Regions from separate parts of the Mus musculus genome. Here region 1 is linked to region 2. Evidence: chromatin loops called from intact Hi-C (ENCODE). Cell type or tissue: gastrocnemius. All regions are shown on one strand. Each heading gives the region's core, and the rest is flanking DNA. Links, peaks and the distances in the headings are about the cores only.

What was found. A loop is a pair of places that touch in the nucleus more often than their neighbours do. Peaks named below come from ENCODE experiments on the same cell type or tissue, not always from the same donor. Only the 100,000 strongest peaks of a DNase experiment are listed, where the experiment ranks them.
Region 1: a loop joins it to region 2, with 3 times the contacts of the local background. A loop is called at or near these places in 17 of 42 quality-filtered maps.

Annotation. Positions count from the first base shown.
Region 1 is chr4:119,414,418-119,428,998 of GRCm38, reverse strand. Ppcs (phosphopantothenoylcysteine synthetase) reads left to right here and starts at 6,579. Exons shown (of 3, transcript NM_026494.4): 1 at 6,579-7,153; 2 at 7,316-7,419; 3 at 9,706-10,472. The coding sequence starts at 6,646. The coding sequence ends at 10,029. Zmynd12 (zinc finger, MYND domain containing 12) reads right to left here and starts at 6,315. Exons shown (of 8, transcript NM_001014900.2): 1 at 6,004-6,315. The coding sequence starts at 6,113. Ccdc30 (coiled-coil domain containing 30) reads left to right here and starts at 13,478. Exons shown (of 15, transcript NM_029286.2): 1 at 13,478-13,863. In gastrocnemius, for the core only: CTCF peaks have their summits at 6,358 and 6,572 (motif pointing right); DNase peaks (open chromatin) are centred at 6,201, 6,579 and 6,904; H3K4me3 peaks cover 2,115 bases; H3K27ac peaks cover 1,682 bases.
Region 2 is chr4:119,533,622-119,548,202 of GRCm38, reverse strand. It overlaps Frg2f1 (FSHD region gene 2 family member 1), which reads left to right and starts at 9,434. Exons shown (of 4, transcript NM_001004178.1): 1 at 9,434-9,595; 2 at 14,394-14,462. Foxj3 (forkhead box J3) reads right to left here and starts at 8,542. Exons shown (of 13, transcript NM_172699.3): 1 at 8,358-8,542. In gastrocnemius, for the core only: no CTCF peak of the experiment used is centred there; DNase peaks (open chromatin) are centred at 8,209 and 8,643; H3K4me3 peaks cover 2,804 bases; H3K27ac peaks cover 3,143 bases.

The DNA of each region.
Region 1 (14,581 bases), core at 3,511-8,510, 120 kb after region 2:
TTGGAGAACCAGAAAAGCCAGAGCAGTAATTCAACTGAGACAGAAGGCTGAGACTAGCAGTTAGGGAGGAAGGAGAGGATCTACTTGTTTTAAGTCGAGAGCCCAAAGGCCCCTGAACTAGCGAGCTGATAGCCAAGAACAGGAGAAGACAGATATCCCAGCACTTAAGAGAGCAAATTACCCCTGTGCCATGCTAGGTTTAGACCATCAGTGGAATGCAGGGTACCCACTCTCTGTGGTGAGAATGACCTTGACTCAGTCTCCCAGGACAAATGCTTTTCTCTCCCACAAACACACCCCAAAACAAGGTGTTACCAACTATCCGACATCCCTTACTTCAGTCAGGCTGGCATACAGTCAGCCATCACGATGAGGCCATAACATCTGTAAATGAGGTTGCGTTACTCTTTCCAAGCTTGGCTGGCTTTCACTCCATCGTCTTGTCTAACTGCGTCCTGACTAGAACCCCTGCCCCAGTATTGAAGAGTGGTGGAAGCAGCATCGTGGGCTCACAGGTCTCATGCATGGAGAAGCTCGCAGTCCTCCACAGTAAGTATGGTGTTAATTCTCTGCTGCTCTGGACTTTTAAAACACTTTTTATTGATTCTTTGTGAGTTTCCCATCATGCACCCCAGAGCCACTCATCTCCCTGTCCCCTCATATCCACTCTCTGCCCTTGCAGCATTCCCACAAAATAAAACGTATACACAAACAACAAAAACATAGAAAACATCTCGCGGAAGCTGTAGCATGTCACAGCGTGTCCCACACTATATCCCTCTGTCCACACATCTTCACTTGCAAATGTTCATTGCAATGAGTCATTGCTCTGGGTTCTGAGATCGAAGGCTTCTATGACACCATCAATACTGGATTCTCATCCAGACTCCTCCTGGTTATCCTTTTATTGCCCGGTGTCATGGATATCCTGCAGCTTTGGGACAGCAGGACTGGCCCTTTCATGAGTTCCAACCATTTGCAGATGATATAGATTTTGAGGTGAGCCAATTCAGAGCCCAGGATCTGGGCCTGGCTAATAGCTGAGCTGGCTCTCCCTTATCCAAACCACCAGGGCAAGCTCTCTGGCACTGCTCCAGCTATGCCACCCAAAGCTGCCACAGGAAGGTGGCAGGATCAGCTCTTCTGCTCTCATGCCCTCAGGGTGGGTTCAACAGCACCCACACCTCCAGAGCCAGCTGCTTGGGCTGCCTAGTCAGAGTGCAGGCCCCAGTCTCCCAAGTGCTGCAGCCTGTGAGGGGCTGGGCCAGCTCTCCTGCTCCCACAACCCGCGGGGCTGGCTCAACTGTGCCTTCACCAGCTCTGGATTTTTTTTGTGTGTGTTGTGTCATTTTTATTTAGTAAGTAACAGGAATTCCTCCCACCCCACCCCCTGCCAAGTTTAGTATGATGCTAGATTTCACCCAATGGTTTTTCTGCATCTAGTAAGACTGTGTGTGTGTTTTATTCTGCTAGTATGGTGTTTTATATTGACAGATATATGTATATTCAACCTATCTTGAACTCCTAAAATAAATCCCAATTGCCTATGATGTCGAATCCTTCATATTTGCTGACAGGTTTAGTTTGCTAAAATTTTGAGAACTTTTGCATCTGTATTCATTGGGGATACTATTCTGTAATTTTGTGATATTTTATTTGGTTTTATTCCTGGCACAATATGGGTCTTATAGAATATAGAATATTATGAGTTATTTGTTCCTCTTTTTAACAAATTAAAGAATCTGTGTTCATTTTCCTTTAAAGGTGAAAGAATACACCAGCCTGTGTTATCTGGCTTTGGTTTTCCATCACTTGTTATGGATCCAGTCGGACATTGCTTCTTATGTCTGTTTGGTGCTTCTTAGGGATGGGTCTGTTTTTCATCTGGGTTATCTGATTTCTTGATATACAGTGTTCAGAGTGTTCTCTTATAATTTCCCTTATTTCTGCAAGGCCGGCAATAATGGTATCAACTTCAGTTTTGATTTCAGTAATTTGAATCTTCTTTTTCTGGCCCCTCTAGGTAAAGTTCATTAGCTTTGTGATTTTTTTTTTTTTCAAGAAAGTGATGTTCACTTATCCTTTCTATAGTTTTTCCTACTCTCCTTTTTATTCCCCTCTGCTCCTTCTCCTAGCATGTCTGATCTAATGCAGAGCCATGCATGAATGGGTTAATGAATACATTTTTTTTGTTTGTTCTTTAGATGGAATACTAAGTTACTGATCTGAGGTCTTTTCTACTGTGTACATTAACAGCTGTAAATTCATAGGAACTACAAAATCAATGATACCCTATAAGTATGGGTATATGTTGTTGTTTCCTTTTCATTTATCTCAAAGCATTTTTCAGTCTCCCTTTGGCCCACTGGATTTTAAAGAGTGTTATTTTTGACCTGATTGTAAACTTACCAAACTTCCTTCTGTTACTGGTTATGATTTCATTGCACCATAACAGAACCTACCTTCTGTGATTTTATTCCTTCCATATTTATGACCTAACATTGCACTGGAGAAGATGCACGTTCTGTTATTAGGGTGTTCCACAGACTTGGTTGGACCTAGTTAATTTACAGAGTTGCCCTAGTCTTACACTTCCTTAAGGAATATCTGCCTAGTTGTTCTATTCACTCCTGGACGTGGGCTATTAAAGCTTCCCACTGCTGTTACTGCCTGGACCATTCCCTGCTTCGACCCTGTCAGTTCAGCTCTGTGTACTCTGAGGCTCTGGTTGAGGGTATGCAATCATTGGCTTTTGCATTTCTACTGCTAAGGAGACATTTTCACCTACGCATCTATTATACATTATACATATTTCAAAACAGGTAACTATAATCTAGGGGAAAGGTGGCCAGTGTGTTTCTGTTTTTCTTCCGGACAACAACTACTGTGTGTTTCCGGAGCTCCAAGGTCTCAGGTGCAATAACTCAAGCCTCTGGATGCAGCACAAAAGCAGCCATGGGAACTACATGGCTGCAGCCACCACTCTCTCTTCCTCCTCCTCCAGATAACAGGAACACAGCCAAGGATTTAATTTACAAACTATACTACTACCAGAGAAGCGATAGAAAGCATTTTAAGGATTTTGTTGTTTTGTTTAATGGTGGGGGTATCTTAGAGAATTACTGAAAACAGAGTAACAAAAACACTTCACTGGGATTCAGAAGCAGTCACATTCCACAGCAGAGGGACAGACAGGCTGAGTCACTGGGAACGGTGGAAAAGGTAATAAATAATGTATCCAACTTCCTGACCTTTGTTCCACTGACAGTAACTGACATAGCTTGCCTTTTTAAATAAACAGCTTTCTTCATACATTTCTGGGTGCCATCAATATTGAGCTGTCTCACCCATACATTCACCCCAGGCCAGGATATAAAGGAGGAGCTGGGAGCACAGTTAAGCTGTTTATGAGGCCGACATGTTTTATTCAAGCATCATCAGGGTTTATTAACCTCCATCTGGATGCCCTTATGCAAGGCATCCATTCTACCATCCACTAAAGCTTCTCTTTCTTCTTCCTTCCTTCCTTCTTCCTTTCATTTCCTCCCTCCCTTTCTCCTTCCTTCCCTTTCTTTCTGAAACTATTCACGCTGTAGCCCAGGCTTGCCTTGAACTATTAGCCCAGGCCATCCCTGAATTTACAGTGATCTTCCTGCCTTTGCCTCCCATGTGCTAGAATTGCAAGCATGAACCACCACACCCAGTTTCCTACTGCTTCTTATCATCAAATACCACTTGACATTTTCTCCCTGCTGGCCAGCGAAGGCCTTTAAGTTTGTATCACAAACATTCAATTAAAGGGAAAATATCACAAATTACTGTTATCTATATGCTATGATCTACTGTACTATAAACCAAGAGCTCTCTGATATACTACTAATGTTTCTATATGTACTTTCATAAAATTATCCTTCTTAACAATGTTTTATTCCAGGCCAGCAAGATTTCTTCCCAGCAAGTCTTATGATCTGGGCTCGAACCTGCATGCTGAAGCAGAGAACTGTAGAGGGAATCTTTTGTGCAATGTGTGAAATCTTCAATAAAAGGCTTTTGGCCTATGAGCTGAGGCAGGAAATAGGGAGGTAAAAGTTCTGATACAGATAGAGGATTTTTGGGATAGTCAGGAGCGAGAAGGAGATTCGCCCAGGAATGCTGATGGAGACAGAAGCATCAAACTGAAGAAGAGGTAACTTGCCATGTGGCACTCATAGGATGAATGAATAGGATTTTTGGGATACATGATGGTTGGGGAACAAAGCTAAAGATAATTCAGTCTGAGTCGCTATTTCTGGGAACAAAAAGGTGGTAAAGCCTGGGCTACAGAGAACTCACTCCTGAAAGCTGTCCTTTGATCTGTGCTCTCTCTCTCTCTCTCTCTCTCTCTCTCTCTCTCTCTCACACACACCAATACAATTAAATAAATAAATGTCCTGTTTTTAAAAGATCTATCACCTTGGAACATATTCACAATTCATAGTTTATACCATAAATATACAGAAGAAAATAGAAGAAATTCCACAAAAATGTCAGGCTGTTTTACTGAGCACTGGGATGCTGAACTCCAGCCCATGCTCACTTGCCAAGAATGAGGACGGCTGTATCACGTAGGACATGGAGGAAGGGCACCTGGAACAGTCTGAGAAGGGGAGGATCCTGTGATCTAACGAGAAGGCAGGGTCTGCCTTCCCCTGTCCCACACTGCTGCTGCCTGCCATCGTGACCCTCCCCTGTCCCACACTGCTGCTGCCTGCAGGAAGAAATGCATCTTACAAATACATATTATTTATGCAGTATAAATGCAGGTTGTGAGTTATTCACCGAATCCCTGTGTGGAAATCACTGGCTGGGACTCACGCAGCTTTCTTTCCCATTTAGGTTTCAGCCAAGGTCTTTCACTCTTTAACCAAACCAGTGCTGTATGGCTGGAACGGCCCACCCTTCTTCTGTGTCTTCACATAGCAAGCCCGTACTGGCCTCTCAATACTCAAATCTTATTTCAAAGAAACCTTTTTTAGATACTGCCCCAGTCACCATGTTACCCTCCTCAGAAGTCTCAGGGCTCAGGAGTGACAGAACTTAGCATGTAAAATGAAAAATAAGGCTTTAAAAAAACCACACACACACACAAGTCATTTGGCTATGAGTTAAGTTTGGAAGGTCAGTATCCTAGTTTTGTGAGGCCCAAAATAGAGTCTAGGGCAGGGGATGTGACTTAGTTGGTAGTTTGTCTAGTATGCACGGTGCCTTGAGTTCTCTCTCTAGTACTACACAAACCAGGCATGGCAACACATACTTGCAACTCCGGCCCTTGAGGGGTGTGGGTACGATGTTCAAAAGTTCAATTCTTAGCTTACATAGTGAGTTTGAGACCAACTACATGAAACTCTCTTATAAAAAAGGATGGGGATGGTGTTAATGCGAATACATTTAAACCCCTCGCATCTTGAATTACTACCTCTCCTACATTCAAACTCCCTTAGCTGTGCACTGGCCAATAGTCTTTCTTCTAGTCCTGAAGAACACGTCTTCCCTACTTAAGAACCCTACCTGTGCCTTTGTAGGGCAAGAACACCGGCTCTTTAGCTCCTTAACTTCAGACCAATCGTCTACTCTGAGAGAAGCTGTCTGCCCAATTTCTCCTCCCATTTCCTTTGACTTGCCATTTCTCCCTGAAATTATCATTTGTCTACTTCTCTGTCTTCAGAGTTCTCCTTGAGCTTTGAGAGGAGAGATCTACAGAAATGGCCCCATTATGTTCAGCACCAGGAAGGGTTTGCAACACAGTAACAGTAGGAGCCCCGCAAAACATCAGGCAAAAAACCCAGCAGAGCCGGAGAAGACGCAGAGGAAGCCACAGAAGTCTTAGACACGCGTCTTCAAGCCTGCTCTGGACTTGTGGGGTCCCTGGCAGGAAAGGCCACAAAGGACAGACACACGAGGCCAGACCCGTGTTGGGAGACAGGGAGGGAGCAGAGGCACCAGGCACCATGTTCCAGGGCCTACCAGTAATAAGTGACTGTACAGGCCGTGCACATCCGCTCGGCCGGGGCTTCGCACACCTCACAGGAGAGCCGGCGCCCCTTGGGCACCGCCAGCGGGTAGATCACGTTCATGGTGCGGCCGGCGGCGTCGGTCTCCAGGACGGTTGCCTGGCTAGCATCCGCAAGGCTGAGGTGTCACGTGACAACCACGGGCCAGCCCGGACGTCGGGATTTCAAGGGCAAGGGGGAGGGGCGGGACTGACTGCGACAATTGGGGAGGGGAGAGCACAAACTCTAAATCTCAAAGGTTAAATAGCCAGAACTTGACTGCCATGTAGCCCGAGCCTGGGGAGAACTATACGGTGGCCGGTATAGGTCAAAAACAACCATTTCGTTTTCCAAACTAGGAAATCCACAGGAAGCATAATTTTTCTGGATTTTCTAGATACGTTCTTCCTCTAGACGCTTCCCGACGGGCTTTCCCAGAACAGGCAAGCATTTCGAGCCTTAGCGAGATCAGGACCTACTGGCGGACATAGGAAAGGGAATGACCATAGTCACTATTTGCGGCTGCGCGCAGCCCAGGTATCCGGAAGGGGGCGTGGCGCCAGCGGCCCGGCGTGCCCGGGCGCTGTGGTTCTACCGTGGGGTGACTACAGTGCAGATGGCGGAAATGGACCTGGTGGCTGAGTTGCCGCGTCCTGCGGGTGCTGCGCGCTGGGCCGAGGTTATGGCTCGCTTTGCGGCCAGGCTGGGCGAGCAGGGCCGGCGGGTGGTGCTGATCACATCTGGAGGCACCAAGGTCCCCCTGGAAGCGCGAGCCGTGCGCTTTCTGGACAACTTCAGTAGCGGGCGACGCGGAGCCGCGTCGGCGGAGGTCTTCCTGGCTGCCGGCTATGGAGTCCTGTTCTTGTACCGAGCGCGCTCGGCCTTCCCCTATGCCCACCGCTTCCCGCCCCAGGCCTGGCTGTCAGCCCTTCGGCCTTCTGGCCCAGCCCAGTCGGGCAAGCTGAGTCTGGAGGCCGAAGAGAATGCGCTCCCGGGCTTTGCTGCAGCATTGCAGAGCTACCAAGAGGCAGCCGCTGCCGGCACCTTTCTGGCTGTAGAGTTTACCACTTTGGCGGATTATCTGCATCTGCTGCAGGCTGCTGCCCTGGCTCTCAGTCCATTAGGTGAATGTTCCAAGGAAATCCAAAGGTTTTCCTGGCTGTAGAGCCGTTCTCCCTAGCCTCTTTTCCCTATTGCTTGCTGCCTACCCCACAGCCAAGGAACCCGAGTTAAAGAAAAGATTCCATGCCCTTCCCCGATTTCTTATACTCCGTTTATCTTCACAGGCTCTTCTGCGATGTTTTACCTGGCCGCGGCAGTGTCAGATTTCTATATTCCTGTCTCCGAAATGCCTGAACACAAGATCCACTCATCTGGTGGCCCACTGCAGGTGATGGGCTCTTCTCTTCCAGAGATCTGACCCCCTCTAACCAATCTTGGGTTACTTTCCTCTTGATCTGGATGGCCTTTCAGCCTTCTGTATGAGCTAGGCACTGGGAATACAGAGATGAATAAGACACTGCCCTCAAGGATCTCACAGTCTAGCGAGGGCCTGGACACCAGCCATAATCACAGATCAGAATGATAAATGCTGTAGTGGAGGTATGTACAAAGTGCAGTCAGATCCCCGGGGTAGTGAGACGGGGGTGTCAGGGTGATGGAGATGACTCATCAAAAGATGGACAGAGGGCCTGATCAAGTGGGGAAGGTTATTCTAAGTGGAGTTACAAGTTGGAGTTTGCAACTGGGTAATGTTCTGTGAACCAAAGTGCTTTGGTAAGGCTGAAGAGGCATCTTGCCTCTTGGTATACACAACCTTTGTATTCCTTAAGACCCTTGAACTTTATCCTGTGGAGCCTGGAGACACAAAGGTGGAAGGAAAGACAAGACGTTGTTTGGATGCAGCAGCATCTTCCCTTTCATTGCAGCCCTCCAGGGACAGATGGGCTCTTCATTTCAAGGCTAGCCTGGTCTACCTAGTGAATTACAGGCCAGCCAGAGCTGCACAGTGAGAGAGTAAATAAATCTCAAAGTAAATAAATAAAAGTAAAAAGTTTTGTTTGTACAGAATATCCTAGTATTTTGGAACTAGGAAGCAGAGGGATAAGTGGGGGTTATTGTCCTTTCAGGAAGAAGAAGGGGAGGATAGTGTCACCTTAGTGTCACCGCTGAAAATTGAAGGTGATTTGGTGTCTTGGAACATGAGGGAAATCATAGACATTTGTTGGCTGATATAAGTAGTGTTTATTGATGAAATTGTCTGAGGGGCGCCTTGGGGATAGTTAAGTTACACATTTCAGAGTACCTACTGTGTGCCAAGTGTTATTGTGGAAGAGAAGTACACTGGCAGTTGCTGGCATTGCTTTCAGTCTGCAGGGGAATCCCTGATGCACACAGGTGGTAAATGCCAAGAAGAGAGATCAAGTGGGAGCTTGTGTGGGATTCCTGGCACACTTGCAGGCAGAACTCATACTCTTTAAAAATCCTGGGATCTCCAGTTTATCCTTTTTTTTTTCTTTCTACCTTAAAAATATCCAGAATGAACTAGGCAGTGGTGGCACACACATTTAATCCCAGCACTTGGGAGGCAGAGGCAGGCAGATTTCTGAGTTCGAGGTCAGCCTGGTCTACGGAGTGAGTTCCAGGACAGCCAGGGCTAAACAGAGAAACCCTGTCTCAAAAAAAAAAAACCAAAACCAAAAACAAAAAAATCCAGAACAACTTAGTATTCCCCTTTGGTTGTATAAGGTTTAGGAAACAGGGCAGGGACTTTAATCAAGTGAAGACCAAGTCAGTCATGTCTCAGTACTCTGTTGTGATTATTGTATTAATACTTTTAGTTAACAAATGAAAAAAAAAAAACCTCCAAGTACAAATCAAATCAGTAGCCACGCCCACCAGCACGACATTTTAGACTTGAGAGATTTAAAACCCAATATATTGGAATCCTGCCAAAGTAACTTTTTTTTTTCCCCTGAGACAGGGTTTCTCTGTAGCCCAGGCTGTCCTGGAACTCACTTTGTAGACCAGGCTGGCCTCGAACTCAGAAATCCGCCTGACTCTGCCTCCCAAATGCTGGGATTAAAGGTGTGCGCCATCACGCCCGGCTCAAAGTAACATTTTTATGAACAGATTATAGTTATCTTCAGATTTTCTTTAAAAAATAAAAGAGATGAGTATGATTAAAATACAATCTATAAAATCCTCAAAGACTTAAAAATATTTAAATGAGTTAAAAGGAAGTTCCAGGCTTGGTGGCAGCTCACACCTCTAACCCCAGCCCTCTGGAGACTGGCGGGAAGATCAGCATTTGAAGCCAACCTGGCCCATATACCAACCTCTAGGTTAGCCGGGGCTGCATAGTGAAACACTGTCTTTGAAAATAGTAAAATAAAGGGGAACGTTTGAGAAATTGTAATGAAAATGGCAGGCCAGGACTGGTTCAGAAAACATACTTTGCAGCAAAGTAGATGATGGGCTCTGAATTCAGGCTTCAATATGAACCTAAACGAATCTACAGAACCCAGTCTTTGGCATTTGGTGTGCTGCAAGAAGTTTCCAAACTGTAAGAAAGCCCACCTAACCTTAGTCAAAAGTCGGTCCTTGGTTGCTTGGATCCCTGGTAGGGACTGACCAGTGTTAACTAACTGAACTTGGCTTGCTTTTTCGGATACAGATAACAATGAAGATGGTGCCAAAGATGCTTTCCCCTCTGGTCAAAGACTGGGCTCCTAAAGCGTTTGTAGTTTCCTTTAAGCTGGAGACAGACCCGGACATCATAATCAGTCGGGCTCGGAATGCTTTGGAAGTTTACCAGCATCAGGTGGTGGTGGCCAACATCCTGGAGTCAATAAAGTCCTTTGTGATTATTGTAACCAAAGACTCGGAGACAGAGTTACTGCTGTCCGAGGAGGAGGTGGCAAAAGGCTTGGTGATAGAAGAGAAGATAGTAGATGACCTTCGGTCTCGACACACAGCTTTTATATGTGACAAAAACTGAAGGAAATGCTCCTCTAGGATCAAACACCAGAGCTCTTACCACTGATAGGAACTAAGATTGATCCTCTGTTAAGGATCAACACAGTGAAGAGATAGTAAACGCGGTGTGCAGGCAAGTGCCTGCTGGGACTTCAGTTCTGAGAGTGAAACACTGGACGCTCTCCTGGATCTGGAAAGTGAACAAGAGTTCACAAAGAGGACTGTGGGATTGCGTGGCCTGCAGAGCAGATGAGCCAGGAGCCGCTGCGTGTTGGCCTACTGTAAGGTCATGGTGCGTGAATGGTCATGCTCTGAAGAAGTGTTTATCAAGTGCCTACCATGTGCCAGGGCCTTTGTGAGCTGTGAGGGTCTGAAAGATGAATGAGCACGTCTCATTTGGGAACTGGATGTACAAAAATTTATGTGCAATAAAGTATGTGCCCACAAAGGGACACTTGGAAAGGGCGGGTTTCTGGTTTTTTGTTATTGTTTTTTTTTTCTTTTACAATTTAGTTATTTTATGTGTTTGAGTGTTTCTGCTTGCATGTATGTTTATACACCATGGGTCTGCGGTACCTTTGGAGGCTAGAAGAAGGAATCAGAGCCTCTGGAACTTGTGAGCCTCCATGTAGGTTCTGGGAATCAAACCTGGGTCTTTTAAGAAGAAAGACGTTTTTACTAAAACAGGAGTAATGCAGATAAGGTAGATCACAGACCTCCCTACATCTACTTTTTGCCTCTTGGCCTAGATTTATTCCATATTTAGGTAATACTTTTCAAATATTTTAAGGCTGTTCTTCGGATAGATAACCAGCCTTCCACTTGGACCCTGGCAGGAGTTAAATGATTGCTTCTGCCCTGAGGGAACTGTTACCCTGTGATAAAGTGTGGTGTTTAGATAGCCAGCTGGGCATTCTACTAGATTCATGAATGAGGCCCTTGACTTAATCTTAGTTTATGTATCTACAGTGTAGGGATAAAAATAGAGCATTGGTCTCATGTCTGGCACTTTACACTCAGTACGCTGGTGCAATTACCGTTTTTCTCAGAATCAGGCCAAAACATTTGATCACTGAGTCCCTGAGAAACTCACTATCCCTAAGAAGTTCTCACTATCCTGTTTTAGAGTACGAGTGAATACCTAGTGCAGAAAAATCTCCAGTAAGTGAGACGTAGGGTAGTCCTAAATACAGTTGTGTGTGTGTGTGTGTGTCTGTGGTGGTGGTGGGGGGGTGCTGTTATTATGTAGAAGTCAGTGTTCTACATAAATTTCAGTTAGGGACTAATGGTGAAATTCAGTAGTTGAGCACTTGGCTAGCATGTGCAGGCCTTGGGTCAAAACCTGGCTTACAGTACAACTGGCCATGGAGTTGGAAAGGTACCCTGACAGTACAGAGTTTCAGTTATGACATAAACAGAAGTGGCAAGCAAGATAAGTAGAAACAATGAAGTTTGGAATTGTGGCCTCCAGCACAAGACGGTTTATTGCTGCAGCCAGGAGTGAAACCATCTCTTGGAGCACACAGTTGTCATGAACTTTAGGTCTAGTTGGCAAAACTTCCAGAAAACAACAGGCTTCGCCACTGGAACAGTGCTGTAAAAGATGACTTTCCTCTCTACAGGCACAGCCTTGGGTGCTGACTCATCTGCTAGAACTAGGTGATTTTGATGATAATATTCATGAGAGCCCACTTAAGATCGTTTTATTAAAGCCCCAAACAATCTCTAACTTGTCTTATGGACTCACCAGAGACTTCTCCCTTCGGTTTATGGTCTGTTCTGAGAGCTTCAAAACACCCAGGTAGGAGTTCCAGGTGTGTGTGTGTTTGTGTGTTAGCAGGAGGAAATACTTGCAAAGGGAAACGAGGCGTTTATTTGCTCCAGCTCGGAGGACCAAGGAGCCTTACCTAAGGAGGTGATAATGAAACTGATCAGTGGGAGTGGGTGGAAATGGAGGTGAGCATTTTAGATCAGAGAGGGGAAACACTTTCAAGGCCAAGGAAGAAAACAGAAAATAGGGGACACTGTTGAGGTGATGGTCCCCCACATGATCCAGAAGGAAGGGCTGGCAGCTAGAATAAGATCAAGAAATGTAGGTGGCGTTTTAGATACCAGAAAAGCAGAAGCCTCCAGAAATCCAGCTTTGACAACGCACCTGGAGTCTCGAAAAAAGAACATCTGAAGATTTAAGTTGAGCCTGTGCTAAACTGTATCACTAAAGTACTTTGGGGCTGGAAGAAGACATGGCTACTGAACCAAGACTCATTCCCAGCACCCACGAGGCTCCCAAGGACTGTATCTAGTTCCAGGAGATCTGGTATCCTCTTTTGGCTTCCTTGGGCTCTAGCTGTGATGTACATTAACTTATCAATGTAAACCTACATGCACATAAATCTTTTTTTAAAAAAAATATTTATCTTGCATTCTATAAGAAGCCAAACAGAATTGTCAATTAGCTTAGTTAGGCTTTCTTAAGGGTTCTAGCCTTCGTGGTAATTCTGGTCAAGCTTGATTTAAATGATCTTAAGTGGGCTCTCATGAATATTATCATAAAGGTCACCTAGTTCTAGCAGATGAGTCAGCACCCAAGGCTGTGGCTGTAGAGAGGAAAGTCATCTTTTACAGCACTGTACCAATGGCGAAGCCTGTTGTTTTCTGGAAGTTTTGCCAACTAGACCTAAAGTTCATGTCAACTGTGTGCTCCAAGAGAGGTGGTAATTCATGTCACAAAAGTCCAGAAGTGTGGAAATTTACCTTAGGTACTCCAGGTGTGATGACAAATTCTGGCCCTAAATTGAGACCTGATATGCACAGTATCTTGCCTTTTTTCTTTTCTCTTTTCTATTCTCCTCCTCCTCCTCCTCCTCCTCCTCCTCCTCCCCCCCCCCTCCTCCTCTTTCTTCTTCTCCTTCTCCTTCTCCTTCCTTCTCCTTCTCCTTCCTTCTCCTTCTCCTTCTCTTCTCCTCCTTCTCCTTCTCCTTCTCCTTCTCCTTCTTCTTCTTCTTCTTCTCTCTCTCTCTCTCTCTCTCTCTCTCTCTCTCTGTCCTCTCTTTTCTTTTTCTTTTTTAAAGGCAAGGTTCCATTCTATAGCCTAGGCGGCACCGACTGGAATCTACTGTATAACACTAGCTGGTTCCAAACTCAATTCTACCTCACTCTCATGTGCGTGGACTCTCACATCCAAGTTTTGAAGTCACTTACAGAAAAACAAATATAAGGAGATAGGTTGAACTTGGAGGGAAACAATTCGAGAATTAGAACCCTATGTTTACTCGCAGTCTGAGAATTATATAGACGCTGTACACTGTTGTTATGGTTACTGCGGTCTCCGGAGCCAATGGGGTAGTCTGTAGTTCCTGGAGGCCAATGGTGTGCGCTGTAACAACAGTCTTCACAGGAAGAACGGCCCGGGCCACCCAAAGCGTGCATGGTCTCCATGGCTCCCGCCGGGTCGCGCCTGCGCGTCCCCCGCTGAGTGGGGTTGCCATGACAGCGGCTGGGCGGCTGGAGCTGAGAGTCCCCTGCTCCTTCTGCGCGCTGGCAGGAAAATCCCACCTCAGCCCGGGGACGGACCTGCTCTTCCCGTGGTGCACATTCCAGATCTCTTCGGATCGCCGGTGAGCTCCTTCGCGCGGTGCTGGCCGGCTTCGGCGTGCTCGGCCCGGTAACGGTTGGCTCAGGAGAAGTGTGCTCTTGACCGTCCCCGAAGGTCCCAGCCACAAAGGCCCCAGAGACACCGTTGTGCCCTGCGCGCGGCCCGAGCGAAAGGACTGTGGGACTAGCTTCGTCACACGCAACCTTGCATCCGGATGAAGCTCTGCAGGCCTTTGGGGATACCAGCATCCGAGATCATCAAGTCAGTTGCCTTCTGCCTTTCAGCCTTCAACTCCATCCACTTCTCTCACCATCCGAGCACCCGGCTCCTTTATCCTGTTTACCCCACAACCATCTCACCCTTCCCCGTCCACGCTGTGCATTGTAATGTCTTCACCATTCTGTCACCTGTAGACCACCTCCTTCTGCTTCCCTACAGGAAGGCTTTGCATGGCTGCACATTTCTCATCCTCCAGCCCAGCAGTCCCCGTAAAGAGTTTCCATTTCTCTGCACTGTTGCAAATTCTCTGTCTTGGGTGAACTTGAGATGGGTGAAGTAAATGATGCAAATGCATACATGAGACGGTTGCAAACCTATTGTATTTCGAAAATAGAAAAGAATTAAAAGAAAAGAATCAGTTTTGAACTTCTTGACAGCGGTATACACATATGCCATATGTGAAAGTTTAAGTTCCGTTCCTTGTTAGGTACTATGTTAGACACAAATTTAAGCAATATGTTCGTACTTGTAAAAATGGCGTTCAAAAATGACCGCATAGCAGAATTTTGACTTTTAGGCCAAAGTACATCAAACACCCGGGGATTGTGCGATTTGCCAGACTGGAGATACTTGAAACTGTTCCCGTGCCCCCCCCCCTCTTTTTTTTTTCCTTTCAGTTTCTAAATTAGAAAACACTTTTGGTGAAGGGAATCAATCAAGAGCAACTTATCATATTTTTGGAAAAGGAGAAAGCCCAGTG
Region 2 (14,581 bases), core at 6,252-11,251:
AAAACAAAACAAACAAAAAAAACCCACAAGAATAGTAATTAAATAGTAATTAAATGACACTCTTGTCAATTGACTTCATGGGTTACCCTACCTGTATTACAGGGCTGTTTTAAGTCCCAAAATCCAACATCAATCATCATCCAGATGTAAGGTGGAAATATTTCCAAAGTACACACATGTGCTCTAACTAATATGACACATAAGTTTATGACATACCAACTGTTTCTGATGGTGTTTGCTACCAATTTATACATAAGATAAAACCATTGATCTACTTCAGACCTTACCTGTCTAGCCTGTGTAAAGTATTACAGATTCATATATCCAAGGAAAACAGCAGAAACACCAATCCCTACAACATTTATGTCCTACCACTATTCAAAGAATCAACCTACCCTTGACTGTTATGTTAACTGCTGTGACTAACTCATTCCCAAAAGTCCTAAAAACCAAGCAACAGAAACTTTAAAGTATTTTAATAATAATAATAATAAAATCTAGAATGTAAACAATAATCTATTTCTCTCATACTATAACCTCCTCCCAAAGTTTACCTCTATAAACAAACAAAATATGACACTGCTACTAAATGCCAGCAGTCTTGTGACCTAGTGAATTTCTCTCACAAATCTCACAGCTAGCAGTAGAAACTAAGATCTATTGGTGGTTTAAAAGTAAAGTCAGATCTCAGCATTAGGCAAAAGTAGATTCCAATTTATGTGGTTTTTAATATGTATACACTGGCACAAAACTTTGATTCTAATCCTATTCCACTAAGCAAGACTTTTACTGGCTGGGAAGAAATTCAGTTGCAGCTCTTAGCTTTGTAGCTTTGTACTTGTCTTAGTCAGCGTCTCTATTCCTGCACAAACATCATGACCAAGAAGCAGTTTGGGGAGGAAAGGGTCTTCCATACTGCTGCTGTTCATCACCAAGGAAGTCAGGACTGGAACTCAAGCAGGGCAGGGAGCAGGAGCTGATGCAGAGGCCATGGAGGGATGTTCTTTACTGGCTTGCCTCCCCTGGCTTGCTCAGCCTGCTCTCTTATAGAACCAAGACTACCAGCCCAGAGATGGTCCCACCCACAAGGGACCTTTCCCCCTTGATCACTAATTGAGAAAATGCCTTACAGCTGGATCTCATGGAGGCATTTCCTCAACTAAAGCTCCTTTCTCTGTGATAACTCCAGCTGTGTCAAGTTGACACAAAACTAGCCAGTACAGTACTCCAGATGAAAATTTTGACTGAAAGTCAGGTGACTAAGAAAAATCTCCTTTAGACACAGTCATCAGGAAATAATGGCCAACTCTTCAATGAGCTCAAGACTCTCCACTACACAGGACTTGAAAATAATGAAAAACAGCACAGGCAGTTGGTGATCACTCTAAACATTCTCTTGGACTATATTCTATTACACTTACTTATTGTGTGCATGTGGGGAAGAATACAGGCATGCCATAACGCCTACACAATGGTCAGAGGACATTTTGTGGAAGTCGGTTCTCTCCTTCCAGCATGTGTTCTGGGGACCAAAGCCATCAAGCTTGGCAGCACGTGCCTTTACTGACTAAGCTACCTCACCAGCTCTTTCTTTTTTTAGACTTATTGTATTCATCATATACATGTCTATGTGGGTGAGTAGAAACAGACACCAGAAGAGGGTGTTGATCCCTTAAAGTTGGAGTAAAGGCATATGCAGCACACTGGGCTTGTTACATGAGTGCTAAATTCCAAACCCTAGTCCTCATAAATGCACAGCAAGCACCTCAATCTCTGAGCTGTTTGTCAGCCGGGCATGATGGCACAAGCCTTTAATCCCAGCACTCGGGAGGCAGAGGCAGGTGGATTTCTGAGTTCGAGGCCAGCCTGGTCTACAAAGTGAGTTCCAGGAGAGCCAGGGCTACACAGAGAAACCCTGTCGACTATATTCTAAAAGTTGCTCTTCATTAAGTCTGAATCTGTCATTGAGTACTTCACTCACTAAAGACAGAAAATAAAGACAATGTGGTGTTAATAAAGATCCAATCACACCAAAATAAAATCATGTTAAATTTATGGTAAAATTCTTAAAGCAACTGAAGTCACTACAAAGTATTAGAAACTGGGTATCAGAGTAAAAGTTCTTATTGTAGTATTAAAGTTTGGCACCATGAGTCATTTGTTTTGAACTGATTGTACAAGAGTATTCACCAGTTTGAAAAAGTATTCAATTCTCATATATAAAATAGGATAGCAGCTAAAGGTACCTATCAACAAAAGGTTACTTAAAATAAGTAGAGTGCCACTGTTACAAATATAAGTACAACATCTGGTTTCTTGCAACAAAGCTATTTCCATAACCCAACAGATGGCCCACAGTAATAATGCTTTGCTGATCTGGTTATAACAAATTCTATTAAATCAAAAAATCCTGTACAGCGGATGCCTTTCCCAATTTCAGTATAAGACAATCTCTTTAGCCAAAACACTGTACTTCGGTTCTTTTTGTACACTGAAATACAGTTATGCCACCTACAATGGTCAAATGTTTTGAAAGTTATTATGAAGTGCTACTGTGATGTTTTCCTGAGTTTTGAGGAAGAAGAGGTGTCCCCCTGTGGGACTGAAAAGGTAACTGTTCAAAACGGAAACAAAATCTGAGTTAAGAGAAGACTGCAGAGAGGTAGAATTGAGTTCTGACTCTTAAGCTGAAGTTTCTGAACAGTGTCAATGAGGAAATCTACAGGACAGAAAACATCACCAGTGAAGAGCACTGTTCCGTACGTTGTTGTTAGCTGAGATACTGTCAGGACAAACAAAACAAAACACACTGAAGTCTAACTATCTACCTTGTTTTAGGTCCACATTAAAAAGGAATCCTCGTGTAATGTCAAGTAATATTCCACTTCTTCTCCAAGTGTATTCAAATCCTATCTTCATATTCTGGCCCTGCTCTTCCTTGACACAATTTATTATTTCATAATCAGTGAGCAAAACAGTATAGTAATTAATTCTGAGTTCTGAAAATAGACAGTGAAACTTCAAAACTTGGTTCCTTCCATCCCTAGCTAAGTACCCATAAGCAATATTTCACCTTTCAGTGTCCATTTCATCTGTGAAAATCTGATAATAAAATCTACTACTCAGAGATCATATAATGATCATATAATGGATGTATTCTAAACACTGTTGCTAAAATAAGATCTCAAAATGTTCATTACATTAAACACCGTTAAAGTTCTAAAGGACAGAAATATAAAATCTCTTGTTTAAACAGAGCAAACAAAAAAATTCTGCTAAGTCTTCACTCTAAGTCCCAAAGAGTCATCATAAGAATTTAGTAATTCCCAGGTTGAGTATGGTGGCTCATCCCTTTACTATACCCCAACACTAAATAGAGGCAGAGAATGACTTCAAGTTCAAGGGCAGCCTTGCCTACATTCCAAGTTCAAGGACATCCAGCGAGACACAACTTTTTTTTTTTTTTTTTGGCAAAAGAGGAGACACTAAAAAGCAAAAAAAATGAGGTTTACCCAACTGATATGGACTTCTCAGTCCCCTAGATTCTCCAGGAATTTGCATAGGGATGCTTTAAGTAGCAAAGAGTGGTGAAATTGGCAAAAATAAATAACAATAACATCTGCTCCAGCATTTCAAGTGCAGTCCTGGCCAGGTCACCTAATATAACTAACTTTTCATCCTAAAGATGTTTTCCCTACACCACAAGTTTACTGTGTAATCAAACGAGATGTATGAAATTACACATAAATCATAAAGCCCTATACATGCTTAAGGACCAATTATGACTTGCTTACCTTTAGATCCCTAATGCCTAGCAGAGCACAGTAGTTTATAAAACTAAAAATCAAGCCAGAGTTGGTGGAGTGAAGTTGGTAGAGTGAAGGGTTTAAATGAATTAAGAATGGATAAAAGAATAGTATATCCATACTGTAGAATATCTGACAATAAAAGGGACTGAGACACTAACACATACCAACAACCCTTAAAACAAGGGCAAAATTAGACACAAAAGACTGTCACGGTAAAATAGTATGATCCTTACGGGTGTGAAGGGGAATGTCTTTAATTGAGGCCTCAGGGGGCAGAGGAAGACAGATCTCTGAATTTGAAGCCAGCCTGGTCTACATAGAGGGTTCCAGGACAGTCAGGACCCTGTTTCAAAAAAAAAAAAAAAAAAAAAAAAGAAAGAAAGAAAGGGAGAAAGGAAGAAAGGAAGGAAGGGGGAGGGGGGAGGGAGGAAGGAAGGGAGGGAGGGAGGAAGGGAGGAAGGAAGGAAGGGAGGGAAGAAGGAAGGAAAAAGAAACAAAACAGAACTTTCTTCAGAACACTAGTTTCTTTTTGGTTTGTTTGTCTGGATGTTTTTCAATGGGAGTCCTGGAACTGAGACACTCCTACTCCTCTGCTTCCCAAGTACTGGAGTAAAAGGCATAGAACACTAGTTTCTTTTCTAAAGACAAACTCCATTTTTTGATCATTGAATAACTCTGATATGATAAATAATAGTAATACCAGAGGAAATCTTAACCAGCATAAAATCTCAACAGATCCTGTGAATACCTAATTTGTCACCTGTTACCTTTCTTTTAAAATTCCTTCTGGTCTAGTTCAACCATCTTTGCATTAAGGTCACTGTCTGTGATTTTTAAAACTGAATTAAGCATTGTCAACAGTACTACCTTGTAGAAAATCCTCCTATTCTTGGCTTCTGTGACAGAAATTATTTCTTGGTTCTTGTCTTAGTCAGGGTTACTATTCCTGCACAAACATCATGACCAAGAAGCAAGTTGGGGAGGAAAGGGTTTATTTGGCTTACACTTCCATACTGCTGTTCATCACCAAGGAAGTCAGGACTGGAACTCAGGCAGGTCAGGAAGCAGGAGCTGATGCAGAGGCCATGGAGGGATGTTCCTTACTGGCTTGCTTCACCTGGCTTGCTCAGCCTGCTCTCTTATAGAACCCAAGACTACCAGCCCAGAGATGGTCCCACCCACAAGGGGCCTTTCCCCCTTGATCACTAATTGAGAAAATGCCTTACAGTTGGATCTCATGAAGGCATTTCCTCAACTGAAGCTCCTTTCTCTGTGATAACTCCAGCTGTGTCAAGCTGACACAAAACTAGCCAGTACAGTTCTTCTCAGAATGCTTTATTTTCCTATTAGCCTACTTTAAAACCCCAAATTCGCTGGGTAGTGGTGGTGCATGCCTTTAATCCCAGCACTTGGGATGCAGAGGCGAGCAAACTTCTGAGTTCAAGGCCATTCTGGTCTTGTGAGTGAATTCCAGACAGCCAGGGTTATAGAGAAACCCTGTCTCAAGGAGGAAAAAAAAACAATTCCCCAGGTTTTCCCACTATACAATATCCCCCCACCTCCCTGAAAAAGATTTACTCAAGTGTTTTACTACCACTTACTGTAGGCCCATCACTGCAAATCCACAGCTCACCTGACTACCCACTGTAAATGATAATCAAATGCATAGGTAGGAACCTACCTAAGTCACTTCATGATTATAAGACATTAAGATGAAGACTTAATAAAGTAAATACATGTAAGAGCTTACAACAATTGTGGGAATGCTTTAAAGCATTCAATAAATGCTATTGTTTTATTTCACAACCAGTTTCTTATGTCAGACTATTATTCCTAAAACTCTCCAAGAATACTCTGGTCAGGCTCCCATTTCCTGCACACTCAGCTGACATAGAGACCTTCTTCAGATACGTCGTTTCGCTGTCTTAAGAAAGCATACAGCAAGCCGGGCGTGGTGGCGCACGCCTTTAATCCCAGCACTCGGGAGGCAGAGGCAGGCGGATTTCTGAGTTCGAGGCCAGCCTGGTCTACAGAGTGAGTTCCAGGACAGCCAGGGCTATACAGAGAAACCCTGTCTCAAAAAAAAAAAAAAAAAAAAAAAAGCATACAGCAGCCTACCAAACCAAATCTGTCCTGACAGATCCTCCCCAAGGTACCCTAGCCAATCTTGTAAGTACACATATTATTCACCAGTGCAACACTCTGTGACAGTCCCTGTAATCTTCTAAACACACTTGCCTCCTCACCTTTTTTATTTTTTATGAAAATTCCTTTTTCATACCACTTATTTGGTTGCACTATTTCACATATAAGTCTGCTGTTATTTAATACACAGAACTGGTGCGTATAAAGCTACTTCTCCATAAGTAGAGACAACTTCTACTCCTTTTCAACAGAAGTTGAAATCTTAGCTCATAGCACTGTATTTTACAGAAGTATACAAATGCTGACTGCTCTGCTATAAAAATGTGCCTCAGAGAATAGCAGAACATCTATTTCTCACTGCCCCACCCATACTTAGTGTAATGAAAACAGATAGAATCTGTATTTCAATACTATTATTCTACATAGAAGGAAAAAGGAAGAATGTGCTGTCACTTGTATCAGATAAATAGGGGAAAGGCACTATCAAAAATACATTTTAGACTACAATGTAGGCAGTTAGAGTAGTAACACAGTCTGTAATTTCAGTACTTGGGAAGTGAAGGCAAGACCAAGAGTTCAAGGCCAGCCCTCACCACACTGAATAAAAGGACACCCTGGTCTACTTAAGACTATCTAAAATTAAGATGAAAAAAGGGAAATCTTCAGTTTGAAAAACAGGAGAATATTGGAAATTTTCACATCGAAAGAGTGACTTCAAAACAGTAAGTTTTATTTCACCCAAACTAACAAACTGAAAGCCAAAATAAACAATCTTGACCTCATCCACAAAACACCTAATAAAGGCATGAGAAACTCCCTAGCAGCCCACAACAGAGAACACGGCCCACCTCAATTCCAATATTAAACCAAACAGGGAAGAGCTTCAAGTTCACCTAAAACAAAACACTCAAAAATGAAATCACATCTACATAGCCCTTCCTATCATAAAAATGGGGATCACTTGGAAAAAAAATAAAGCAGCAGCTATCGTTTTCTCCATAAATACTATGATTTTAAAAAGAATAAAAGAAAGGCGTCTGTCACTGCTACTGTAAAGAGAGCAATCTGTGGTCTCCCAAGAGCGAAACACAGAAAGATGTAAATGTTAACCTGAAAGAGCTTAAAGGGAGATGGGGAGGGAGACATGTATTTCAAAACAGTGTTAAAAAACAGAGCCCAATAGTACCTAGTGCATTTTAGAGATGTGGAATAAAGAACTTTCTGCAAAAGCAGCAAGCAGGACTACCTAGTCCTTCTACTAGAGAAAAATCTACGTATATTACACCCAATAGAACATGCATGCTTTCTCACTAGGGTACAAAACACAAGGAAAAACTAAAGGCAAATAAACAGTGAAAGGTGAAAAGAAGCCCACCAGTTTCGAGCGCCCCGACACGACTCATTCAGAAATGTAGCAACAACTTGAGCCCTGCATCAACACAGACTAGAAAATACTAGGCCACAGTGACACAAGAAAGTAGAATAGAGAAAGGAAAACCGTACACACCAACACATCAGTTGCAAGCGCCTGCTCTCTGGAGAATTAAGCAGTAGAGAAGAGCAAGAGCTACTGGTACTGAAAAGATGTCAATTAACTAAGATCTGGTCGATCCCCTAGTAGTCTCAATTTCCTAAGAGTACAACTCTTGATTCTTCCATCAAACAAGTCATCCTCGGCAAAACAAACTGACCTTAACACCTTCCCCACGCTGCCCGGAAGAAATCACGGGGTGGAGGGGAGTAAAGCAGGGCGGGGGAAAAAAAAAAAACAAAAAACATCTCAACCAACTGCAAAAAATGGAGGGAGTGGGAGGGACGGGGCACTACCACGTGGGCAGGATGCAACACACGCAGGACAGCAGCAACACGTCCGCATGCGAAGGCTGCCTTTCCCCCAATGCCAGAGAAGGGCCCGGGGACAGGATGGGAGAGAAGGTGGGACCCTCGCCCCAGCCATTTCAGCCCCGCAGGGCACCCGCGACCCACAAGGCAGCGGCCGCCTTCCCGGCAGAATAGCGCCTGGAGGGCGAGGAGGGGACGCCGCATCGCGCCGGGAACAGGACGAGCCCGGACCAGGTGCAGGTCACGGAGCGACGAGGGCGCGACTGTCGCGGTCCTCCGCGGCCCCGGCATCCGCAGCGCGGGCCCACCTGGGGGAGGGGCGGGCGCGCGCGGCGTCGGGCTGAGGGGCAGCGGCAGCTGAGGAGTGGCGCCGCGGGTGAGGGAGGGCCGCCACCCGGCCGGCCCAGCCTGGCGCCCACCGCCGGCCACAGGGAGCGTGCGCCGAGGACGGCGAGCGCCGCTCGCCCAGGGCAGCCCCCGCCCGCGTCCCGGGAGATGCCCCAGCCCCGCCTCCCCGCCCGCCGCCCCAGCCCCGACGAGACCCTGGCGACGCGTGCTCACCTCAGGCTACGCAGGCCGGGACGGCCCGGCCGAGCCTCCGGCCGCTGCGTGCGTCTCCGTTCCCCGCGAAAGGTCCCAACGGCGCCCTCAGAGAGCGGCCCAGGCCCGGAGCGGCGCCGAGAGTGGCGGCGGCGGCGGCAGCGGCGGCGGGAGCAGCCAACATCCGGGGCCGCGCACCCGGAACTACTTCCCGACCCGCTCCCTCCCACCCCCGCCTCCCGCGACGTCTCAGCGCTCCCGGCCCGGCGTCCTCGGCTCCACGGCCCGCCCCGTCGTTGCTGCGCGATGTGCGAGGGATCCCTCCGCGGGGACAAGTAGTGCCTCTGAGCTCCCGCGGCTCTGCCTGCTTGCGGCCAGCGGGAACCGGCGGTGGGCGGTGCGGAGCGCCTTGCAGTGTTTGCGCCTCGGACTTGACAGCGGCTGGCCGAGGCGGCCCCGGCCCCACTCCCGGGATTCCAACTCCTGAGGAATGCGCCTCGTGACCTCCCCGCCTTCCAGCCTCTGCCTCTGCGCGGCCCCGTCAAGCACCCAGCGCGGATTTTCCCGGCCGCCACCGGGGCGCTTTGGACCTTGCTTGGGGACACGCGTCCTTCGGAATGTCAAGAACCCGGGTTCGAGGCCCCTCCCTACCCAGGCATGTCATCTTGTCATTACCCCTGCCGCGTCATCCTCTCCATCTCAAGTTAGCTGGCCAGGTCGTGGCCTCACTATCAACAGGTGGAGCCTTTAGTAGGGTTGTTCAGACTTCTGGTAAACTTTGGACTTTCCCTTTGGTCTTCCCTGGTCCTACCTCTGAACTGTTAGCGTTGACAATCTGTGCTATCCTGTTACACTTGGTAGGTATTTGCTGCGCAGAAGCCGCGTTAAGTCACGTACTCTTCCCTGCAGCCTCAAGAACAGCAAGTGAAGAGCAGTTGCTCAGTATTTGGACATTAGATGGTTAGATGGATGTCAGTGAGTTTGGTTGATTGAGAAAGCAAAGGTCTGAGAGAATTGACCCTGGCAACCTTGCTGAGCTAAGACAGTGTGAAACCATCCTTCCATTCCTTCATGGAGCATTGAACACTTTCATCTGTCAAGCATCTCCTGGCAATGGGAATTCTAAAGGTTTATCCACTCATTTGTCCAACAAAGACATAAAAAGTCATTGTACCAGGCACTACTGTAGTGCTTCAGATTAATCAGTGAACAGAAAAGGCCGGTGGAGGGGCAAGTATCATTCCCTCATGGGCAGAAAGGTGATAAAAATTATGAATTATGTAATAATGTTAGAAAACATTGAATGATACCTTGGGGGATTGGGGAGGAGCACTCAGGACAGAGCTGTGTGGAACACTAGAAGGAAAATCCTTTTAAAAAGAGCTGCCTGGGTGAGCCACAATAATAAGGCAACTTGAATCAGAGGTTTGAAAGAAGTGAAGGGATTTGATGTAATTGTGGTTAGAACATCCCTGTGAGTGTTAGAAGTAGCGAGGGTCGGGAGAGGTAAAAGATAAGGACAGAGGGGTATCTTGTGGGCTATTGACAGTCTCTCCAGAGCTTTAAACAGTGAATGCTCTGCTTAGAGTACAGGGTAGGAAGTCAGAGGGGGCACTACCCAGGGACAAGGTGATGACCTAAATTAGGACAGAACCACACAGGAAAATAAGACACGGGCTTTTATATTTTTAAGCACTCAGTCTAGGGGCTAGCAAGATGGCCCAACAGGTAAAGGAGATTACTCCACAAGCCTGGAACCAGAACCTAATCCCTGGAATCCATGTAAAGTAGAAAAGAACCAATTCCACACACATGCTGTGGTAAGTGCGCTATACACGTGTACACACACACACCACAATAAATAGTTAGAAAAATAATTCATCTAGATGCATGCTCATAACTTCAGCTCTAAGAAAACTGTGGCAAGAGAATGATAAGTTTGAGGCCACCCTGGGCCACATGGACTCTGTCTCAAAAACAAAGAACTCATAGTCTAGTGAGACATAAGTAAACTGATTACATAACATCATGACAAGGAGAACATAGTCCCAAAGAGGATACCCCCACCACCCCCCTTGCCAGTCTTCCTGGGGAAGGGTAGACTACCGCAGATTCATAGAGAGAATTAGAATTACCTGGTTGGCTGGTCAATCAAGTGGCTCCTCAGTTGAACATAATTAACACTAGCCTTCCCAGCCTCTCAGATCTCAAAGTTCACCTTCCTCCACCTAGGCTTGAGACAGAATACTAAAAAGCAGCCTGGGTGCTGCTCTTAAAGAGACGGGTACAAAGCCAAGCAGTGGTGGCAGACGCCTTTAATCCCAGCACTTGGGGGGCAGGGGCAGACGGATTTCTGAGTTCAAGGCCAGTCTGGTCTACAGAGTGAGCTACAGGACAGCCAGGGCTACACAGAGAAACCCTGTCTCAAAAAACAGAGAGAGAGAGACTGATACAGCTGTTTCCGTTTGTGGGAGGGGTAAATTGAAGCCAGGAGTCACCAGGATTTGACCTGGAGATCAGGATCATAAAAGACCATAGTCAGGAATCTCTCTGAGACACTTAAGTAGAGTCAGCCAGAAGATAAAGTACAAAGACAAGCAGGGACTTGGCTCTAAACCACTTTGGCTACCTCTGTAATGGCTATTCCTGGTTGTCAACTTTATCTGGAATGAACTACAATCAGAATTGGAGGGCACACCTGTGATGCAGATCTTGAGGCTGGAAGAGAAGTTTCAGACCTAGATCTTGGCGTGGAGATCTTGAGCCATAGTGGCCATGAAAAGTTTACACCCAGGCAAGGTAGTACATGCCTTTAATCCCGGGAGACTGAGGCAAGGAAGATCTCTGAGTTCAAAGTCAGCCTGGGAAAGAGCAAGTCCCAGATCCACACTGTTAATCTAGGCCACACCTTCTGCTGGAGACATAGCACAGCTGCCCATTGTCAGGTTAGTTATTAGATTACAGACACACAGTCATCACAATAAATTCACTTAACATATCTCTATATGTTAAGTTGCATAAGTTCTGTGATTCTAGAGAACCCTGACGAATTGCATAAGTTCTGTGATTCTAGAGAACCCTGACGAATACAACTTCCTCTTACAAGTCATGGACAGGACAGGCAGTGGTGGCGCACGCCTTTAATCCCAGCACTTGGGAGGCAGGGGCAGGCAGATTTCTGAGTTTGAGGCCAGCCTGGTCTACAAAGTGAGTTCCAGGCTACACAGAGAAACCCTGTCTCTAAATAAATAAATAAATAAATAAATAAATCAGTCGTGGACTGGACTTCTTACTGTTTAGAATTCTGAGATACCGTCCAGAGATATTCATTCTGGCTTACAGGGTGCATAGAATTAGAGAAAAAACAGATTTACATACCTGCTAGGGTCAGGTGGTAAACCTCTGACTTTGAGGAACAGAACCAGAGGCCACAGAGATTCAAAAGGTGGAGAACCAATAAAATTGTACTTTATATGGGATTCCTGCTATGGATAGAAGGTAAGCTGGTCTGGCTAAAGAAACAAAAAAAAATTAATAATGGTAAGAAGACAGATGTGTCAATTTGCTTTGCTATAGTAACCTGTTCACCATGGGTTTTCATCCCATAACATTTTACTGTATACCTTAAACATAGACAATAAAATTAATTTAAAAAAATTAACAGGTGGAAAAGTACACACAGGCATGCACGCGCATGAGCACACACACACACGATTGCAATGGCCATAGCAACAAGAAAGGTTCTGGGACCTTGCAAGGAAGAAAAGTTTAAAACCAAGGTTGGAAGGACAGACCTAAGTACAAATCTATTATCCCTTAACTTCATGTGTTGCCTATATCAAATTTAGTTTCTCTCCATCTCTGTTACTGTATCTATGAGCTGGAGATTTTAATCACAGAGACCTAGCCAAAGAGTTTGTGCACAGGCGTCATCGAGCCAAAGCCCCCACAGACAGCTGTTCACTATATATGTGGTGGAGAGTTCCCATAGGAAAGAGTGGTTTGCTGTCTTGGGAGATACAGATAGGTTGGGAAGGAAGGGTGGAGCAGGCCAGCTCTCAGAGAAAAGGTGGTAAGCCTAGGGACAGATTATTGAGACAGATTGTGATTCAGAGAGATGAAGGTGTTGCTGTTTATTGTTTTTAGTCTTTCTCCAGCTTCATGTGGATTGTAAATTCCCTGAAAAGGACACAGTCCATTGCCTAGCTGTGAGAACCCTACAAACCAAGCATTGAGCACAGATTGACAGGGTGTTTGACAAGTGGGACTCCACAGCCACTTAGACAGAAAGATTCCTTCTGATCCTTTTCTCTGTTTGTTACAAAAGGCTCGGGGAAATGGGAAATAGGTTTAAAATGAGCCAAGATTTGCAAGAGGGAGAAGGGAGAAACGTGATGCAAGGCCTTCTCATTTCCAGCTCTTGAAGAGCCTTCCAAATTTCCTGGTTATCTTTATCTAACACATAATTCCTTGTATTAGATGTAAAATGTAAAAAGTTACACAGTGGCCACTGGGAAGCTCTTAATACTGCTTACAGCTGCTTAATGACAACACTTGAGTATTAGTCACTCTGCATACTTAAAGAGCGGTCAGCAGTCATTTATCAAGTGCCTACTCACTCCAGGCATTGCGTTAAATATCAAGGAGTTAAGCCTGAATAGATAAACAGTTCGTTCAATGCAAGTCAGCAGAGACTAGTATGTGTGCCATGGAAACAGGGATGAGGCAAACTGTTCAATTGGGTGCAGGAAGCTGTAGGCCTGGAGAGACAAAGGAAACTTCCCCCTCGAAAGGTAAGGGTGGGGTTCAGGCAATAAATGAGCAGAAGTGTGCTATCTAGAGACAGTGGCAAGCTTGGGAATAAAGAAAAACTCAAGTGGGGTGAGAACACCTTGTACAAAAGTGGGAAAGGTTGGGTAGATAGAAGAAGAGGCAAGCTACAGAAATAGGAGTCTTATAAAAGGTCATTAAATACTCATGGCTAATGGCAATAACTATCGCCTGGAGCTAGACCACATTGCTCTATGTAAACTCTCCTTAAACTGAATTCTTCCCTCTGATAGCTTGGCTTTAGTTTCTGACTATTGGTAAAACAAAAGTTAGTTTTCACATCCTATAGGAGCCAAGCAGTTTCTGTAGAAAGGGCCATCTTGGACTCAAGTCCACCACCACCAGTAATAGCCAAAATAATTTATTTGCTAATCTGATAGCAAATGTGCACAGACACACACACACATATACACACACGCACACACAAATCCTTCTCTGTTCCTTGTAACTTGCTTCAAACCTTGGCTCACCTCCACTCTCAGAATCAACTGAGCTAATTAAAAACATAATGAGAGACACAAAGGCACCAAGACAGCTGAGCAAACATAAGCCAATGAGCCGCCTGAATGAAGTATTTACATTAGAGGTAAGCAATCGCGTAGATGAAATGTTGGCCCTCGGAAGAGTCAGTCAGTGGCTGTTCAAGGGGGATCTCCTCTCCATCAATGACTCAGATTTTAGGGAGTGTTAAAATGAATGGAACCTGCATAGCAGAGAAATGGCAACCAGGTAGTATAACTTGATCCTCTGGGTGCAAATTTGGAAGTTAAATTATTAGCTCTGAGGTATAACATCGTTGGCTGATTTTGTGTTGAATGAACTAAGTGGGACCCTTTGGGAAGCTCCTGTGCTGGAGGAGAGTGATAAAGGCGTACTGATAACCTATTGAATATTCTTCATGGACCGCATAATCGACCCTTTGTGAGACTTTATTTAATCTTTACCACAAAACTAGGAGGTGTCCCTCTCAATTTTGAAGAAGAGCCAGCAGAGTCAGGATTTGAACCCAGAACCACTTGATGCTTAGCATTTGTTCTGCCCATTTTCTTTTTTTTTTGGGGGGGGGGTTGTTTTGTTTTGTTTTTTGTTTTTTGAGACAGGGTTTCTCTGTGTAGCCCTGGCTGTCCTGGAACTCACTCTGTAGACCAGGCTGGCCTTGAACTTAAAGGCGTGCGCCACTATGGTCGGCTGTTCTGCCCATTTTCAAAAGACTCTCCAACCCCACAGGCATTGTTTCTACTGATATGAAAATTGCAACCTCCTGGGGCTAGCCACTGCAAGAAGACGTCTTAGCGGGTGAGTACCACAGAGACAGTATAATTGACTATATTACCATTCCCAAATGCTTAGGGTACCTCTCAAGGTTGGGTTAGATCTTCCCACTGAGAGCAGAATTGACCTTGTGACCTGTATCA